2 separate regions of the Homo sapiens genome follow, and region 1 is linked to region 2. A link is an interaction called in ENCODE POLR2A ChIA-PET data of the cell type or tissue named here. Cell type or tissue: PC-9. All regions are shown on one strand. Links, peaks and the distances in the headings refer to the core of each region. The heading gives the core; the rest is flanking DNA. Region 1 overlaps WNK2 (WNK lysine deficient protein kinase 2). Region 2 overlaps CARD19 (caspase recruitment domain family member 19).

The links. ChIA-PET counts read pairs that join two places held together with the same protein. Peaks named below come from ENCODE experiments on the same cell type or tissue, not always from the same donor. Only the 100,000 strongest peaks of a DNase experiment are listed, where the experiment ranks them.
Region 1: POLR2A ChIA-PET joins it to region 2 with 13 read pairs; 2 of 35 experiments call an interaction of 5 or more read pairs at or near these places.

The regions. Positions count from the first base shown.
Region 1 is chr9:93,226,082-93,236,637 of GRCh38, reverse strand. WNK2 (WNK lysine deficient protein kinase 2) reads right to left here. Exons shown (of 30, transcript NM_006648.4): 3 at 6,770-6,942; 4 at 5,530-5,750; 5 at 1,673-1,830. Among named protein-coding and RNA genes, the nearest start is that of WNK2, 47 kb to the right of the region's middle. In PC-9, for the core only: no CTCF peak of the experiment used is centred there; a DNase peak (open chromatin) is centred at 4,997.
Region 2 is chr9:93,112,959-93,119,745 of GRCh38, reverse strand. CARD19 (caspase recruitment domain family member 19) reads right to left here. Exons shown (of 6, transcript NM_032310.5): 6 at 6,463-6,754. The coding sequence ends at 6,639. Among named protein-coding and RNA genes, the nearest start is that of NINJ1, 18 kb to the left of the region's middle. RefSeq lists enhancers at 1-363, 4,449-5,396, 5,397-6,345. In PC-9, for the core only: no CTCF peak of the experiment used is centred there; DNase peaks (open chromatin) are centred at 3,555 and 4,845; H3K4me3 peaks cover 1,321 bases; H3K27ac peaks cover 3,338 bases.

The DNA.
Region 1 (10,556 bases), core at 2,708-6,707, 120 kb before region 2:
CCTGCAACCGGACTCAGAAGCAGCAGGGCGGGGCCAGGTGCTGCTTGCAATCTGCTAGGTTGTTTTGTGTTGGAAGTGGAGTAAGACGGTGTATGAGCAACTAATTTTAAAAAATTTTAAACACAATGAGGGTACCAACTATCACGTTCTTTCTCCTTCAACACGATTTAGCCTTCAAAAGCTTCACCTGACTCTTAATATAGAGAACATAAAGCATAAATTTTCCCAAGGTCAGGGAGGAGGGTGGGGGCACGCCCACCTGCCCTGGGTGCTGGAGCCCCCAGCCTGGGGCAGACACAGGAGTGAAGAACCTAAGGGCTCTGCCCAGTAGTGTACACCCCCAGGGTCGAGGAGCACCACCAGCCCCTGGGACAGCTTCAGGACAGACCACCATCCACCCTCCACAGTGAACCCAGGGGCCCTCCCATCCCACACCAGCACCCCAAGGCCTGGCAAATGGAGCTCTTAATCTCTGGAGCGCCCCACTTCCTCCTGCTGCAGACCATCCCTGCCTCCCTGGAGGGCCGCTGCACACAGCCAGCAGGTCCTGACACTCCTTCCAGTACCCACGGAAAACTGTGCACCTGTCTGTGAAGTTTCTGACCCAGGCCCACAGGTGAGTCAAGGACTCTGTCTGCCCTCCCACTTCCTCAGGGGCACACAGGAGGGGCTCAGAACAACCAAGTGACCGATGATTTACAACAACCAAGGGACAGAAATGCAGGTAATCTGCAAGGAGGGCTCGGGATGGAGGGATGGGTCAGAGTGAGGCTGTGCAGCTGCTGAGGACCACAGCCCCTGGTGCACCTGCAGAAGCAGCCATGGCCCCGCAGAGCAGCACTGAGGGGCAGCGCGGCCCCACCCAGTCAGGTGGCATGTGGAGACAGCAGGGACTGCAGGGATCAGGGCAGCCTGGGCCCTCAGTGCAGACGCCGCATGTCAGGGACAGCTCTGCAGGCCCCTGGGCTTCACAACAAGACGGGTGGTGCAGAAAACAGGCACAGAAAGCCTTGGCCTGGCCATTCCATTTCCAGATGTTCTGTTTGCATTCCCTCCACCCAGTGGGGCCACCACAGAGGGAGGACAAGACAGATCTGTTTATGCAGCTGAAGCCGTCCGATTAAAGAAAAAAATCACAGCGACAGCAAAACAGGGATTAACGTTCCCAGCTGCCTGGCGCTGACGACTGCCTAGAGACACACTTGGTGTAGGAGTGACTGGTTTAGCTGAAAAAGAAATCAAACCATTGTTTCAAAATGAAGAAGATAGGAAAGCAGGCAGCCATGGGCGGCCCAGAGTGTGAGCACTGGGGATGGGTGGCCTAGGCACGCCTCCAGGCAGGGGGCTATGGTGAAGCTCCAGCCTCTCTGAGCCTCAGTCTCCCCACCATCCCTGCTGTGAGAGCGACAGCCTCCATGGGTAAGCACTGCCCACAGCACCCCATGCACCACCATCCCTTCAGGTAGGAGACCTTGAGTAACCACCCCGCTACTAAGCCTCAGTTTCCCCCTCTGTAAAATGGCCAATCTCCTCAGTTTCCCCCTCTGCAAAATGGCCAAGCTCCTTACACAGCTGCCAGGATGGCTTTACAGAGCCACATGGAGCCCAGCCCAGGGTACGGCCCAAGGCCTCTGTGTCCTTATTAATTAACCAAGGGGCCAGGTGGACTCACACAGGTGACCTTGCGGTAGATCTGGGCCGCATTCTGGCACTCCGAGTAGGGGTACTCCGAGGTGGCCATCTCCAGCATGCACATCCCAAAGGCATAGACGTCCACGGACTCATCGTAGTGCTCCTCGTACATCTCGGGCGCCATGAACTCGGGAGTACCTGTGCCCGGAAGCAACAGACGCAGCTGTCAGCTGGCCACGGGCCCAGGAAGAGCTGGAGCCAGTGTCCCGGGAGCTTTGGCTGCCCAGAACCCCATGTCCCCTCCACATCCCATGGCACACTCAGAACACCTGGACCCCAGGGCCAGCCCTGCCCCTCACTTGGGACACAGGTGTGCTTTACAGACAGGGTTCCAAAAGTTCCACCTGGAACCACAGGAGTCCAGGGTTAGAAATCAGGTGACAGAGCCATCCCCTGCTCATAAGCTGGGAGACTATGACTTCCCAGGGGACGGGGTCCGAGCCTGGAAGGAGGCAAAACCCTGAGTACGCCCTCGCCTGTGGACACTATGATCCTGCCACAGGCTCGGCCGCAGCCACGTTCAGAAACCCTGGAGCAGAAAGAACTTGGGTTGCTACGGAGCTACCTAAAGCCACAAAACCCCTAAATGTCCCAAAGTGGGGAAAGGCTGGGTACACTCAGCCCACCCCTACAAGTGTCACGCAGCATGTACAACAGTCAGCATCACTGAAGACAGTGTCCCTGAATGAGGGTGGGGTAGAAAATGGTACCCACCTGACAGAACCACAGAGTTGCTAAGATGGGAACTGTATGTGGCTCCTAAACACAAGAGATGCAAAAACAGTGTCTTCACTGAATTTTTAAGGACATGGCAAAGTTATGATAGGCTGAGCAAAATGAGCATGAGGCTAGACGTGCTGGCTGGCCTCACCTATGCAAAACCAAACCCCCAGGGCAAGATGATGTCTGCAGGGGGCGAGGGCTGATTTTTATTTTACTTATATTGGTCTGGGGTTTCTCTATTCTCTATAATAAGCTTTAGCTTTCATAATACAGCAACTGTAAAGGCCTTTTTAATAAAATAAGTCCGGTTGCATGTCTGTCGCGCTGAATGCAAAGAAAGGGACTAGAGACTTCAGTACAGCTGCTTTTAACGTCTGGATGTTTGTTGACTTTGGAAGGTCTTCAAAATTTCTAGTTTCTTTTTAAAAGCTCAAGCTAACTAATTAGTGCATTTTAAAAGCACGTTTTGTTTACCCGTCATTTCAATTTAAAATGTGTTACTTTTTTTTTTTTTTTTTTTTGAGACGGAATCTCACTCTGTCCCCCAGGCTGGAGTGCAATGGTGCAATCTTGGCTCACTGCAACCTCCATCTCCCACCCAGGTTCAAGCAATTCTCCTGCTTCAGCCTCCCAAGTAGCTGGGACTACAGGCGTCTGCCGCCATGCCTGGCTAATTTATTTGTATTTTTGGTAGAGACAGGATTTCACCATGTTGGTCAGGCTGTTCTCGAACTTCTGACCTCAAATGATCCGCCCGCCTCAGCCTCCCAAAGTACTGGGATTAGAGGTGTGAGTCACTGTGCCTGGCCACTCTTTTTTAAAGTTAACATTTTGGATAAAAATTGGGACAAGAATATGGTTTAGATTTCAGTCTTAGGCACACAGAACTCTGGAAGAACCCATGAGAAACAACAGGAGCTGAGTGGAGGGGCCTGACGCCGGGAACTTTTATTCTTTTGGGTTTTTTAACCACATGATTATACTGAAAATTTGCTGCACTAGCAATTTTTTTTTTTTTTTTTTTTGAGACTGGATCGTGCCCTGTCGCCCAGGCTCGAGTGCAGTGGCATGAACACAGCTCACTGCAACCTCGACCTCCCAGTCTCAAGCAATCCTCCCACCTCAGCCTCCCAAGTAGCTGGGACTACAGGTGTTCACCATGCCGGGCCAATTTCTTTTTCTTTCTCTTTCTTTTCTTTCTTTCTTTATTTCTCTCTCTTTCCTTCCTTCCCCCGCCTTTTTTTTTTTTTTTTTTTTTGTAGAGACAGGGATCTCACTACATTGCCTAGACTAGCCTCGAACCCCTGAGCTTAAGCAATTCTCCTGCTTCAGCCTCATTCTCTAGGAGACTGAGCAGCTGAGGACACTCCTGGTTGTGGCCTCTCTAACCAAAGCTTCCTGGACTCCAGCTGAGCAAAAGCTGGGTTGACGAGGGACAGCCCACAGAGCTGGGCAACCATGCGGGTCACAAGGTCTCCCCACTGTGCCTGCTGGAAACACCTGGCCTTCATCTCAACCTGATCCAGCAACTCGAAACTTCGTTTCCAAGAGGGCAAAGAGCCGCCCAGCCAGAGGAAGACGAGGGGCTCTGCCGGGGCTGCCGCTTCACAGTGGGCTGTGCTTCTTCCTCCAGGAGTGTTCACTCCTGAGTAGGAGATCACAAGCCTCCCTCCTGCCACCTGACTGCGCCCGGGGTTTGAGACCTGGGTTCCTACCACTTCTGAAGCCAAATTTGCAAAATCTGCCCAGAAAGTGCACAGAGCTCAAAGCCCTGGGCATGGGCTCTCCACGGTCCTGGGCCCCTGCTCTCAGCCCCTCCAGGAGGGAGTGGAGACCCTCACCTATATACCCATTTCACAGATGGGGAAACTGAACCCTGGGTCAGCCCCTACGCTCCACCACTCAGCTCCCCCAGAATGCCAGAGGCTTTGTGTACACAGGGCCACCCCCGGGCAGCCACCTTGCCCCAGATGTCACATTCTGAACAGACTTCCCAAACCAAAGCAGCTCTGGAGTCTCATTTTCCCCACACCTGCCAAGTTCTGTCCCCAAACATGCAGCAGAACTAAGAATTCACAAAGCCCCAAGATCGACTGCTCACTGTCCTGCCCTCACATTGGGGGCATGCTGGGTCTTCATTAACATGGGGGAGCCTCTCCCAATCTGATCCGATTGGGTGCCATCTGGGCTTCCTGAGCCCCGACCCACGCTGCTTGCCCTGCACATGTTGCAGCTTTCCCATCATCCTGGCCCCAGAAACAGCTGCTCCACAGCCACCCAGGCATTCTTTTCAAAGTCCGTGGAGGCCCCCACCCAGGACCAGTGGACACTTCACACCCACTGTGCCAGGAGCACACCTGGGGCCAGGTACATGGCACAACGCAGACCCCTGGTCTCTGCAAAGAAGCTCCGGGCCAGCTGCCCCTAGGGGCGACGGCATCTCGCCCCAAAAGAAGGCTGGGAAGGCTTCTCACAGGAGGGCGTCTGTACTGAGGCCTGAAATGCCCAAGAAGCTGAATTAATTCCTTGGCGCCCTGCTCCTATCCTGTGCACAACGCCTGCTCTGTGCCCCGCCCCGCAGGTATGTGGATTCCCCAGATACTCCAAGTTCTCACTTCCTTGGGCCTCACAGCCCGGGTGACACTGGGAGCTCCAGCGTCACTGGCCACAAACCTCCCAAGTTCCTCTGTGGTCAGGGCAGCTTCCCTCTCCCGAGTGCCCACAGTGCCCACACACACCACGAGCATCGGCACCCAGCCCACCTCCCCTGCTAGACAATCAGAGCTGGCACCCAAGCCACAGCCACGGAGGGAAACACAAAGACCATCTGGGGCCAGAGTCGGACAAGGCAGGGGCAGCAGGGGAGGGAGGCAGCCAAGTCAGCTATCCCAGCCCAAGTGGTCTGGGAATCCAACGAGTGGGCAGGCCCTCCAGCTGAGCTACAAAAGGCTTGGTGGGGTAGCCCAGACACCCTGGCCCGAGGCTCCCGTGCCCAGACGCTCCTCCCACTGGGTCTCCTGCACCAGGTCTGAACAAAACTGGATGCTCGCCAGCACTCACTGCTGCCCAGCTTCTCATGGGCTCCAAGGGCCTGGGGAGGAGAAGCAGGTTTACCTATCACACTTTTGGCAAATGACGCTCTTTTCAGAGTGGCCAGGCCCAAGTCGCCAATCTTCACAGACCCAGTTGGTCCGGTGATGAAAATATTGTCACATTTCAGGTCTCGGTGGATGATGGGTGGCGTCCTTGTGTGCAGGAACAGCAGGCCCTTCAGGATCTGCCGGCACCAGCTGCGGAGAACCTTGGGCTTCATCACCTTGAACCGCTTCAGGTATCTGCAGGGGTTCACGGGCACAGCTCACCAAGCAGCTCGCCGGCAGCGGCCCCCTAGCAAAGCCCCCACCTAACACTGCTTAGGCCTGGTACAAAGTCCATTCCCGTGCACACGGCACATACCCGTGACAGGTAGTGAAGGTGAGACGGGAGGGCCGGACAGTTCCGCCCTGGAGCCAGGCCCCTGAGCAGCCAGCTGGGTGGGCTCACAACCCTCTTGCTCCCCTCATGCCAAGGACCTGGCTACTAAAGCTCATACTAAGCTCCATCTTGACCTCACTGGGAGATGGTGCCAGGCTGACTTGTAAGTTGCCCAAGGCAGGACGGAGTACCAGCCAGCAGATGCTCAGGTGAGGGGGTGAGGGTTACGAAAGGCCAGGGCCTGTGAGAACCACAGGGGCCAGCTGGGGCTCTCTCTGCCACTGGCCACCTGTGTGGCCTGCCCTGAGCTGTGCCCTGGGAGGAGGTGGGTGGGTGAAGCTAAGAAAAGGGCTCTCCTCTTGCAGCGCATCCACCTATGACGGAAACTGCCCGGCTGAGGGGCACTGAGGCCCTGCCCAAGGCTGCAGGGTCCAGTGGTTCAGATGGACCCAGGATACAGCACCAGGCAGCACCTCATCCCCACAGTACAGACTGGGACCTTAGTGAGCAGCAACAGGCTGCCGTGGCCACCCCACTCCCCACTCCCCAGCCCTCACTAACCACCTCCACATCCTCAGAATCCCACAGTCCCCACTGTGCACCCCGCCCAGCCTGCGTCCTGAGCCTGAGTATGTGCCGGGCTGGCTCCCAGGCAGAAACAGAACCCCAGCCAGAAACAAGTCCCAGACACCATAGACAGATCAACCATCTCCCTGGGAAGTAAACCACCTCCTGGCATCCCATGCAGGAGAGGAAAGAGGAGACAGCCTCCCACAGGCACCAGCCAGGACCACCCCAGCAGCCCAAGACCTCACCCTCAGCTATGGTAGCCCTGCACCCATGCCAGGACCCGCCCCAGCCCTCAGGAAGCGGAGCTTACGTCTTCAGCGTCCCTGAGGTCATCAGCTCCGTCACCAGCACAATGCACCGCTTGCCCTTGGCGCTGGACTCCCAGAAGTCGTAGAAGCGCACGATGTTGGGGTGCTGCAGGCCTTTCAGCATCTCAGCCTCTTCCTTGAACCGCTGCCGCTCCAGCTTGGTGAGCTTCCGGTCCTACAGGGCAAGAGACATGCTAAGTGGGCAAGAGATGGGACACAGAAGGGGACACGGTGGCGTCACATCCCAGCAGCGCCACACAGTAGGACCAGCCCTTCCCATACCCACAGGCAGCTAAGCGGCTATGATAGAAGGGCATGCAGACACTGGCACCACAACTGCTGACTCCTTAGTCCCCACAACCCTGGACACAGCCCCCAAAAAGGGACCTCAGCAAAAAGACATCCTAGGAAGCCGAAGAGGTCTCGCAAATCCACACGGCCACACTTGAGCACTTTTTCCAAAAATACACCTCTGAGGCCTTTGCCTCCTCCACAATCACTCACTTTCTGTGTGTTTGTGAAAAGAATGGATCATCAGTTTACTTCTAACGTATACACAACTCAGAAGAAGTACTCAGGGCCCAGTGGATTAGAACAGAGGAGACGTGGACAGGTGACTGAGATAAGAGCTGAGAATGGAGGGAAGAGAAAAGCCCTAGCAGAGCCAAACTGACCAGTCAGCAGCCCAGAGGGCAGCCCAGGCCCTCCTGTGCAGGAGGACACAGCAGACACCTCCCCAGACCCTTGGGCCACTGTGTCTGCACAAGCCAGCAGAACCAATCACTGACCTAAGTTTAAATAGAAAACAGCAAACAAACGCCACCATCATCACCCGGGAACCCTGGTCAGGTGCATGCACCACATGCCCGCTCTGCCCACCATCCCACAAGGGAACCACCAACCCCAGGCACCACATTCAAACACCACTCAGCACTGGCCACCCTCCCGCCGCCTGCCCAATCTCCACCTCTCCCCTCTGACTCCCACCACCCTGTCTGAGCTCACCCATCCCTCGCCACGCTCTCTCCCACCTCATCCCTCACTATAGTCCCCCTGGATCCTGGCCCTTCCCTTCCCCCAAATACTTCAATAGATTCTCTCCACAGAGGGCTCAGAATAAATCCAGGGAGCCTGCATGGCCCCGAAGGCTCCATGTGCTTCCAACTTCCCCTCACGAGGTGACAGCCATGTCCAAAGGCCCAGCCAAGGCCTCTCCTGCTGCACACGTGCCACGCCCTTCTCACCTCCACCTGAGGTCCTGCCCCCAGGATCACCTCCTCATCTTGGTCCAATGAGCCCACAGAGCAATGCCTGCCTCTGTTGCACCAATTCCCATGGGAATGTCAGAAAAGAAACGTGTATTTTCCGAAGGAAACCAGAAACATAACTAAACACAGAAGAGCAAAATTCCGGGGACTTCTAAACAGACAGAAAGCAGGTAAATCTGGACAGATAAGGGGAGAGATCAGAGTGAAAGTAAATGCAAGCCAAGACCCCTGGATCCTTCCGGAAAGGCCCAAAGAACATCAAGCCAGACTCCAAAGCAGAGAGGAGAAGCAGGCGGCAGGATCGTGACAAGGGTCATCTTGGTAAAAAAAATTACATCCCAAATGCAGCCGCGCCCATGAGACCCTTCTTCCTCCATCAACCCGCCAGACCCCTCCCCACAGCACACACCCTCATGGGCCCCTTCATTGCAGTGTGGGACTGTGCAGTGACTATCACCACAGGGCCAGGCAATACCCAGAGAAGCCATTGTCATGATGGGGCCAACCCAGAAAACAAATAATTCAGAGACCAACGGCAACTCCCAAAAAAATCTAATTAATGTTCCCATAAAGATTCAATAAGTTGACACAAGTAAGTAAAATCAAGCTTCTATTTAGAAAGGAACATTCGAGAAAGAGCTCTTGCAAATTATCACAGGGATGGGGACTGCCCTTCCTAACCAGCTCAGTGTTTTAGAAATAAGATATTCCATAATCCAATGAAACATTAAGTACAAAAAAGTTAATGTTTAATCCAGACAATAAAATGGAAACATGTTCTACTCATCAAAAACGATTCTTTAAGCCAGGTGCGGTGGCTCACACCTGTAGTCCCAGCTACTCGGGAGGCTGAGGCAGAGGATGGCTGGAGCCCAGAAGCTCAAGACCAGCATGGGTAACACAGCAGGACCCCATCTCCAAAAAAATGGTTATTTATTTAAGTCAAGTCACAAACTGGGAAAAACTATTCTTAATACATATATCTGACAAAGGACTCAGATCCAAAATGTATAGAGAACTCCTGTAATTTAATAATAAACACATGAACAGATACTTCACCAAAGACACAGAAATGGCCAACAGCACACGGAAAGAGGCTGAGCATCATCAGTCGCTGGGAAAATGCCAACAAAGACCACACTGAGATACATCCCATACCTACCAGAAGGGCTAAATTAAAAGATGGATACGGCCGGGTGCGGTGGCTCACACCTGTAATCCCAGCACTTTGGGAGGCCGAGGCGGGCGGATCACGAACTCAGGAGATCGAGACCATCCTGGCTAACATGGTGAAACCCCGTCTCTACTAAAAATACAAAAAATTAGCTGGGCGTGGTGGCGGGCGCCTGTAGTCCCAGCTACTCGGGAGGCTGAGGTAGGAGAATGGCATGAACCCAGGAGGTGCAGCTTGCAGTGAGCCGAGATTGTGCCACTGCACTCCAGCCTGGGCAAGAGTGAGACTCTGTCTCAAAAAAAAAAAAAAAAGGTGGATACTTCCAGCTGCTGGGAGGCTGGGGAACAGTGGGCCCCACCTGGCACACTGCTACCAGGAGTTCAGGTGGCGCAGCCCTCAGAGGAGGGCTTGGCAGGGTTCACACCTGCTCTGTGTCCAGCCACTCCCCTCCCGGGATCCATCTGGGAGGAAGGAAAACATAAGTCCATAAAAGATGGACTTGGATATTGGAAGCAGCATAATTCATCATAGACCCACCTGGAAACCACCGAAACATTTGGGGCCAGGTGAATGAACCATGCCGCACCCATCCAAATGGGACCATGGCTCAGCAGCAAAAAGGAGCATGCTCCTGCCTCTCAGTAGCACAGGTGAAGGCCAAAAGCATAGGACTGAACAAAAGAAGCCAAACAAAAGAATATGTCTGGTAGGACCCCCATCTTCATGTGAAACCCTGGAAAAGGCAGACTAATATCTGGGGGATGCCATCAGAATAATGGTTACCTCTGGGGTGGGTAGAAGTGGGAGCCAAGAGATCTTGGGGTGGAGGGTGATGGAGAAATGTTCCACATCATAACAGAGCACGTGGGCTCCACCTCTATGTGCATTTGTCAGAGCTCAACTTGCACACTTAAGTTGTGTGTTTCATTATATGTAAATCACCCTTCAATTTTTCATATGTAAAAACAAAAAAAAAGGAAAAAAATCCAAAGACCAAATGAGAGAAGTAGAAGAAAGAAAATAGAAGAGAAACATTAAGAGACATGGAAGAACTGCCTGGAAGTCAAACTATGTCAAAAGGGTTCTAAGAACAGACACCATGAAGTATAAACAAATAGTAGAATAGCATTTCCCTGAGCTGGAAGGAGAACGATTTAGAAGAAAATGGCCCACCAAGGCCAGGTCAGAGTAAATGAACACCCCACCTCCAGGGCTGTTCTAGTGTAATGTCAGAACCCCGAGCAAGTCTTATCTGCAAAGGAACGGCCCAGGTGGGCGGTGAGTCTCACCAGAGACACTGGGCGCAGGTGGCAGGGACAGTGTCCTCAAAGTGCTAACTCAGAATTC
Region 2 (6,787 bases), core at 1,185-5,184:
CCGTCGGCTGGCCGGGGCTTAGCTCTAAGGTTACTCCAGAGGCCGTCCTGACCAGTCTGATGCCGCCCCTCCCTGATCACTGTCTTGGCCCCATTACAATTTATGCTCTGGTGCCTTGGGATGGAGTCACTGTCCATGTTGCCAGAGACAGTGCGGCCAGGTGGACTCTCCCCTGGAGCTGGAGTCTGAGTCCAGCCCAAGTCCAGGGCAGGCACTCCGAGAATGAGTGTTCTGCCTGCTGGGTCTCCTGAGGGCCAAGGGGCTCTGCTGGAGCTGGGGGCATGGCTTGGCACCCGCATCCCTGTCTGTGCTTCTCCTACTTAAGGATCCTTTGTCTGACCTGGCTCTCCTACCAGATGCCATCACCTATCTGCAGCCTGTGTCCTCAGCACTGTCCAGCATATAGTAGGTGCTCAGTAAATGTCTGGGGCAGAACCCACTCACTTGCCTGTATGTGCTAGGCCCTGTGCATGTGTCACAGCAGCCAAGGGACAGACAAAAAACAGGCCCAGGAGCTGCTCAGAGCCAAGCTACCTTCTGGGAAGGTTTGACAGCGCCTATGGGGTCCTGGGACCTGATGTATCCACTCCAGCCAGTCCTGCCCGTGGATTCAGCTCTGTTCTCACGGGGGACCTGGAAAGTGAACAAGATGCACCCACGAAGTTGGGTGGTGGGGGGGGACATGGAGGGACACACAGGGAGCTCAGGAGGAATGGGCAGGGAGGTCAGTAGGTGACCTGGGATGATGGCGAGGGGCCATGCAGAAGTCTGGGAAGAAGGTTTGAGGGCAAGGAAGCCTTTGCACAAGTCCTGTGAGCTGGGCTGGTGTTGGGGAAGCAGTGAGGTGCGGGGGCAGGTAGGGGCAGTCGCATAGAGCTGGAGATGACCAACTGGGCAGAGTGTGATGGGAGGGTTTCCTAACCTCTTTCCTATAACAGAGAGATTATTAGATAGATTGATAGATGGTAGATACGTGGGTGGATGGATGGATGGATGAACAGACGGACGGACGGATGATGGATGGATGGTCAGATAGATTAGATGATTAGATAGATTAGATAGATAATAGATGATAGATGCTGGATGGTCAGATGGATGATTAGATAGAGATGATTGATAGAAGCTGTTGTATTTGATGGAAAAGAGTAAAAGATGAAAAGATTGACTGATAGATGAGAAATAGATGACATATGGATAGCTTGATAGATGACGGATAGAAGATAGATGTGAAGGCAGGCATAGATCTCAGTGGGTTGTTCCAAGGTGAAGAGGTACCGCTGTGCCAGCCCGAAGCCCAGTCTCGGCCCCTCACTCCCTTACAGGGATCCCTTGCTCAGGTCTCTTCATGGCTTAGGTGCCCTGTGCGTGTCCTTGACACTGCTTATTCCTGCCCACCTAAAAGCACTGGAAGTGTCTTCTAAGTCTTGTTGGATCTACAGGCTCCCTCTCCCAGGGCAGTGCTTTCTATCTGGTTCATCCTTGAAGGACCTGGCCCATTCATTCCCATGTGCAGAGTAAGGATGAGGGCAGCTCATGTCAGATGAGTGGGGAGGCAACTGGACCTCCATTCAAGGTGCTGGGCCCAGGCCTGGTACGGCCAGGCAGGGAGGAGCACCTGATTCTGGGTGTATTGGCCATTTGTGACAGAACCCACGCCACACCCTACGCCCAGCCCTCCCCTCCATTTCCTAGGGCCTCCTCTTCCACCTGTGTTCAATCAGAGTGGAGTGCCTGTTTCTTCACTGCATTATTCTTTTTTTTTTTTTTTTTTTGGCACTGCATTATTCTTAACAATCATAGGACTGGGCCCAGCATGGTGGCTCACGCCTGTAATCCTAGCACTTTGGGATGCCTAGACAGGTGGATCACCTGAGCTCAGGAGTTCATGACCAGCCTGGACAACATGGCAAAACCCTGTCTCTACTAAAACTACAAAAAAATTAGCTGGGCACGGTGGCACATGCCTGTAATCCCAGCTACTCAGGAGGCTGAGGCACGAGAATTGCTTGAACCCGGGAGGTGCAGGTTGCAGCAAACTGAGATCGCACCACTGCACTGCAGCCTTGGCAACAGAGTGAGAGATTTCTGTATCAAAAAAAAAAAAAAAAAGGTCAGGCACGGTGGCTCATGCCTGTAATCCCAGCACTTTGGGACGCCAAAGTGGGCAGATCACGAGGTCAGGAGTTCGAGACCAGCCTCGCCAACATGGTGAAACCCCTGTCTCTATTAAAATACAAAAATAAGCCGGGTGTGGTGGTGGGCGCCTGTAATCCCAGCTACTCAGGAAGCGGAGGCAGGAGAATCATTTGAACCTGGGAGGTGAAGGTTGCAGTGAGCCAAGATCGCACCACTGCACTCCAGCCTGGGAGACAGGGCAAGACTCAAAAAAAAAAAGGGGCCGGGTGCAGTGGCTCATGCCTGTAATCCCACCATTTTGGGAGGCTGAGACGCGCGGATCACTAGGTCAGGAGATCGAGACCATCCTGGCTAACACAGTGAAACCCCTTCTTTACTAAAAATACAAAAAAAAAAAAAATTAGCTGGCCGTGGTGGCAGGTGCCTGTAGTCCCAGCTACTCGGGAGGCTGAGGCAGGAGAATGGCGTGAACCTGGGAGGCGGAGCTTGCATGAGCCAAGATCGCCCCACTGTACTCCAGCCTGGGCGACAAGAGCCAGACTCCGTCTCAAAAAATAATAATAATAAATTAGAGGTCTGAATGCTTTCATATTTTTCTTCTCTTTCTCTCAAATACTTTACTTTAGAGGAAACACTAACTCCAGGTGCTGTTGACCTGTTGTGACCGCAGGAAGCTGCCCCACCAGCTGCAGCCTCTGTGGCCCCCAGCCCAGCACGTCCTCGTCCTTCCAGCCAGTGAACAGCCGGGTTCTCCCACCAGCTGTCTTCAGGCCAGTTTTAGGCCAGTGTAGCCCACTCCCTCCAAACCTGTGGCTGCAGTAGGGTCTGTGGAGACCCACCCCTGGTCCCTCACCCCCCTGCAAGGTAGTGCTAGGGTCCCCTCCCCAGATCTGATCAAGATTTGGGGTCCCACTGCAACCCCCATCCAGCACTTGCCCAGCCAGGCTGCGGGAGGGTGGGTGTTCCTCGACTGCCAGAGTCCCCATTCTCATGCTAACGTTACAGCTGGGGGGACCAAGGCTCTGAGCTGTGACATGACCCCAGCAGGCCGTGGTGACAACAGCATGCCCCCAGTACTCTGTCTCCCGAGTGCCCCTCAGGTGTGGGGGACAGTAGGGCGCACAAGAGGCTGGACCCCCTCCCAGATTCTGAACCTGTCTGCATGAGGGTGGGTGTCCAGGCTCACCCAAGGAAGGCCAGAACCCTGTGGCTGCTGAGACCCAGGGTTTGTGCAGAGGTGTGAGAGGCACTGAGTGGGCAGGACCCCTGTGAGCCCTCTATGGAGGAGCCACCGGCCCCGGTCACAAGGCACTGAGCCGGCAGAACTGGAAGCAGCAGCACAACAAAGCTGCGTCAGCACCCCCAAAACCCAGCCTGTGTTTGTAGTCAGCAGGGTCATTTCTCCCAGACCGGTACCGTGGATTGTGCAAGACCAGCTATACTTCCGGCCTCTGAGCTCAAGTGCCCTGTGTCCTTGCTGACCTGTGACAAATATACTCCTGGGTTCCATACTAGGTCCCCCAACACCCCTCCCTCACCCCTTCCTCACCCCCACCCTCACCCCTCCCTCCCTCCCTCCTCCCTCAATTCCTTCCCTCACCTCTCCCTCACCCCGTCACCTCCCTCCTTCACCCCTCCCTCACCCCCCCATGCCCTCCTTCACTCTCCTTCACCCTCTCCTTCACTCTCTCTCTCCTCCCTCAACTCCTTCCCTCACCTCTCCCTCACCCACTTCCACCTCCCTCCTTCACCCGTCTCTCACCCCCACCCCTCCCTCACCCCCTCCCTCCTTCACCCGTCTCTCACCCCCTCAACCCTCCCTCACCCCCTCCCTCACCCCTCCCTCACTCCTCCTTCACCCCCTCTCTCACCCCTCCCTTATCCCCTCCCTCACTCCTCCCTCATCCCCTCCCTCACTCCTCCCTCATCACCTCCCTTACCTCCTCCCTCACCCCCTCCCTTACCCCTCCCTTACCTCTCCCTAACCCTCTCTCACCCCTCCTCACCTTCTCCCTCACTCCCTCTCTCACCCCTCCCTCCCCCCAACTCCTTCCCTCACCTCTCCCTCACACCCTTTCACCTACCTCCTTCACCCCCCTCACCCCTCCCTCACCTCTCCCTCACCCCTCCCTCACCCCTCCCTCACCCCTCATTCACCCCCCTCCCTCACCCCTACCTCACCCCCTCCCTCATCTCCTTCCTCACCTACCTCACACACCCCCTCATTCCCCTTCCTTCATCTCCCTCCCTCATCCACACCCCCTTCCTCACTACCCCTCTTTCCTTCACTCACTCTCCCTCACAACCCTCTGCATTTCACCTCCAGCTCTCCCACAACCCCTCCCTCACACCAAAGCTTTGGTAATGGGAGTTCCCTCGACCCCAGCATCTCCTACCAGCTCCTGCACAGTTCTGGATGTCAGAACAGCATCCCATGTTCAGGTGTGGTAGCTTGGAGGAAACTGCTCTTCTTACTGGGGTATCATGAGGGCTTCCTGGAGGAAGTGGCATTCCTGAAGGATGAGTTGATGAGAGGGGCTGGTAAGGAGTCCCAAGCCGAGGGAGCAGCACGGTTTTTGCCTGAACACCTGCAGCACAGGTGTGGAGGCGCAGGACACGGCCATCTGTGGGTGTAGTGTGGAAGCGGGGACTCAGGGCAGCCAGGAGGGCCTCACGTGCCCAAGGGTGCCTTCCCCTCCCCTGGGGACCTAGTTCACTGCTGGTCACAGGAACTGGTTGGCCCGGTGGTTAGCAGAGCTGGGCCTGATGGGCGGCTGAGGCACAGACATGGGCGCTTATCATTCTCCCTCCTCCAGGTTCCAGCCTCAAAGGGTGGGGCAACCACCAGGCGGGAGGCGGCAGATGCAAGAGTAGGCCTGGCTGGTGGTCGAGGATGTCACAGACTCAGCCCCAGGCTTGAGTCCAGTTGGTCAGGGATGGAGCTGGGGGTAGCTGGGCGCTGGGAGGGCAGTCCAAGGACAGTGGGGCTCAGGACCTGGCTGACATGGGCCTCGGGGGAGGGCGGTGGGTGCACACAGATGGACAGGGGAGTCAGCAGTCCTCGGGCCAGGCAGCCCCTCACTGAGGAATGACACCCTGCCCAAGCGGCCTGGGGAGTCAGGGCCTCAGGTCATGTCAGGCAGCCCTGAGGAGGTGCGTGTGTCCTCCACGGCCTCAGGTGGGGCCACCTAGGACTTGCCCAGGCCACACACTGGCCTGTGCCCTGCCTGCCTCGGAGGTTTCCTACCTTCAGCTGACGCAGTCATAGAATGTTACTGTCCCTGGAGACCCCTCCTTCACCCTCCAGGGGCAAGTCACACCTGTCTACACCCTTCACCCAGACACCTGTCACCTTCACTAAGTGTGTCTCCTTTACCCAGGCATTAAAGGCATCTGTAGCAAGGTGGTAAATTCCTAAAAGGATTTCTGAGGGGGAGGGGGTGCTGTGACAGAGCGCAGGCTCAAGGAGGAGTCCCGAGGGAGGGATCCCATTTCACAGGTGGGCAAAGGGGCTGAGACTGGAGCACAGGCCCTGGCCCCATGGCTCAGGGTGGAGGAGGGAGAGGGCAGCTAGGGCTGTCCCCCGGCCACCCCACTCAGTGGGCGCATGGCAGCCTGGCAGGTGGGAGGGCTCTGAGGCACTGGCTTTCCTTGCCCCTGGCCCTCAGTTCCCTGAAGGGGCAGGCACTGTGATGACCCAAGCAGCAGGGCTGCATGGTAATGGGATGTCATGTCCTGGAGCTCCATACTCCACCGGCAGCCTGGTTCCCACTGTCATGTGCGCTGGGACCCTGCGACTGAGCAGGGTCCCTCCAGGAGCTGCGCCCATAGCCTCGCCCTGCCAGTGGCATCGCCCCAGCATTAGGGGTTCCCAGCACCTTCTGGGGCAAAGCCTGGGTGCCTCCAGAAACCCCCTGGAAAATGCAAACTCATGATGATTCTGTGGGTTGACAAATATTCTCGTTTCCCCACAAAAAGGCTTGGGGGAGGAGCTGACAAGGGGAGGGAATCAGGTGTCCGGTCCAGGCTCAGCAGCTGGGGTGGGGGGAGTGGGTGTGTGTGTGTGTGTGTGTGTGTGTGTGTGTGTGTGTGTGTGTGGCACATGAGGTGTGAGGAGGGGGCAGTGTGGGGAACATCTGAGGTGGGGAGGCAGTGCCTGGCGGCTTATCCGAGGCAGGTGAGTCCATGTGGAGGGCGTCCTGTCTGGGGGGTCTGTGCCAGCAGCTGGATGTGGGGATGCTGGGAATACCAGGGCCAGCCCCAGCTGGAGCAGCCATAGCTGCAGTCATCTCTGAAACACCCCTGAGACTGAGGAACGAGGCAGGCTGAGAGAACCTGAACATTTAATATGGTCAGCACCTTGTAAGGTGAAGGTGTGTTTTTTACACAAATTATAAATAATGAAAAATATGCATTTAGAAAAAGAAGCAGCAGTCCCCTTGGCGGGCCGGCTCGAGGACTCTTTGGTTGAGTGGCAGGTGAGGCCCTGGGTCCAGGGTCTGTCAGAGCCCCCCTAGGTCATCTGCCAGGAAGGCCAGCAGGTAGCGGCTGACATGTCTGTCGATGATGACAGGCGAGAAACCGAGGACGCGCCGGGTCCCTGGCAGGCCCTTGGGGTCTAGAAGACAAAAGGGGAGGCAAAAGCTCAAGA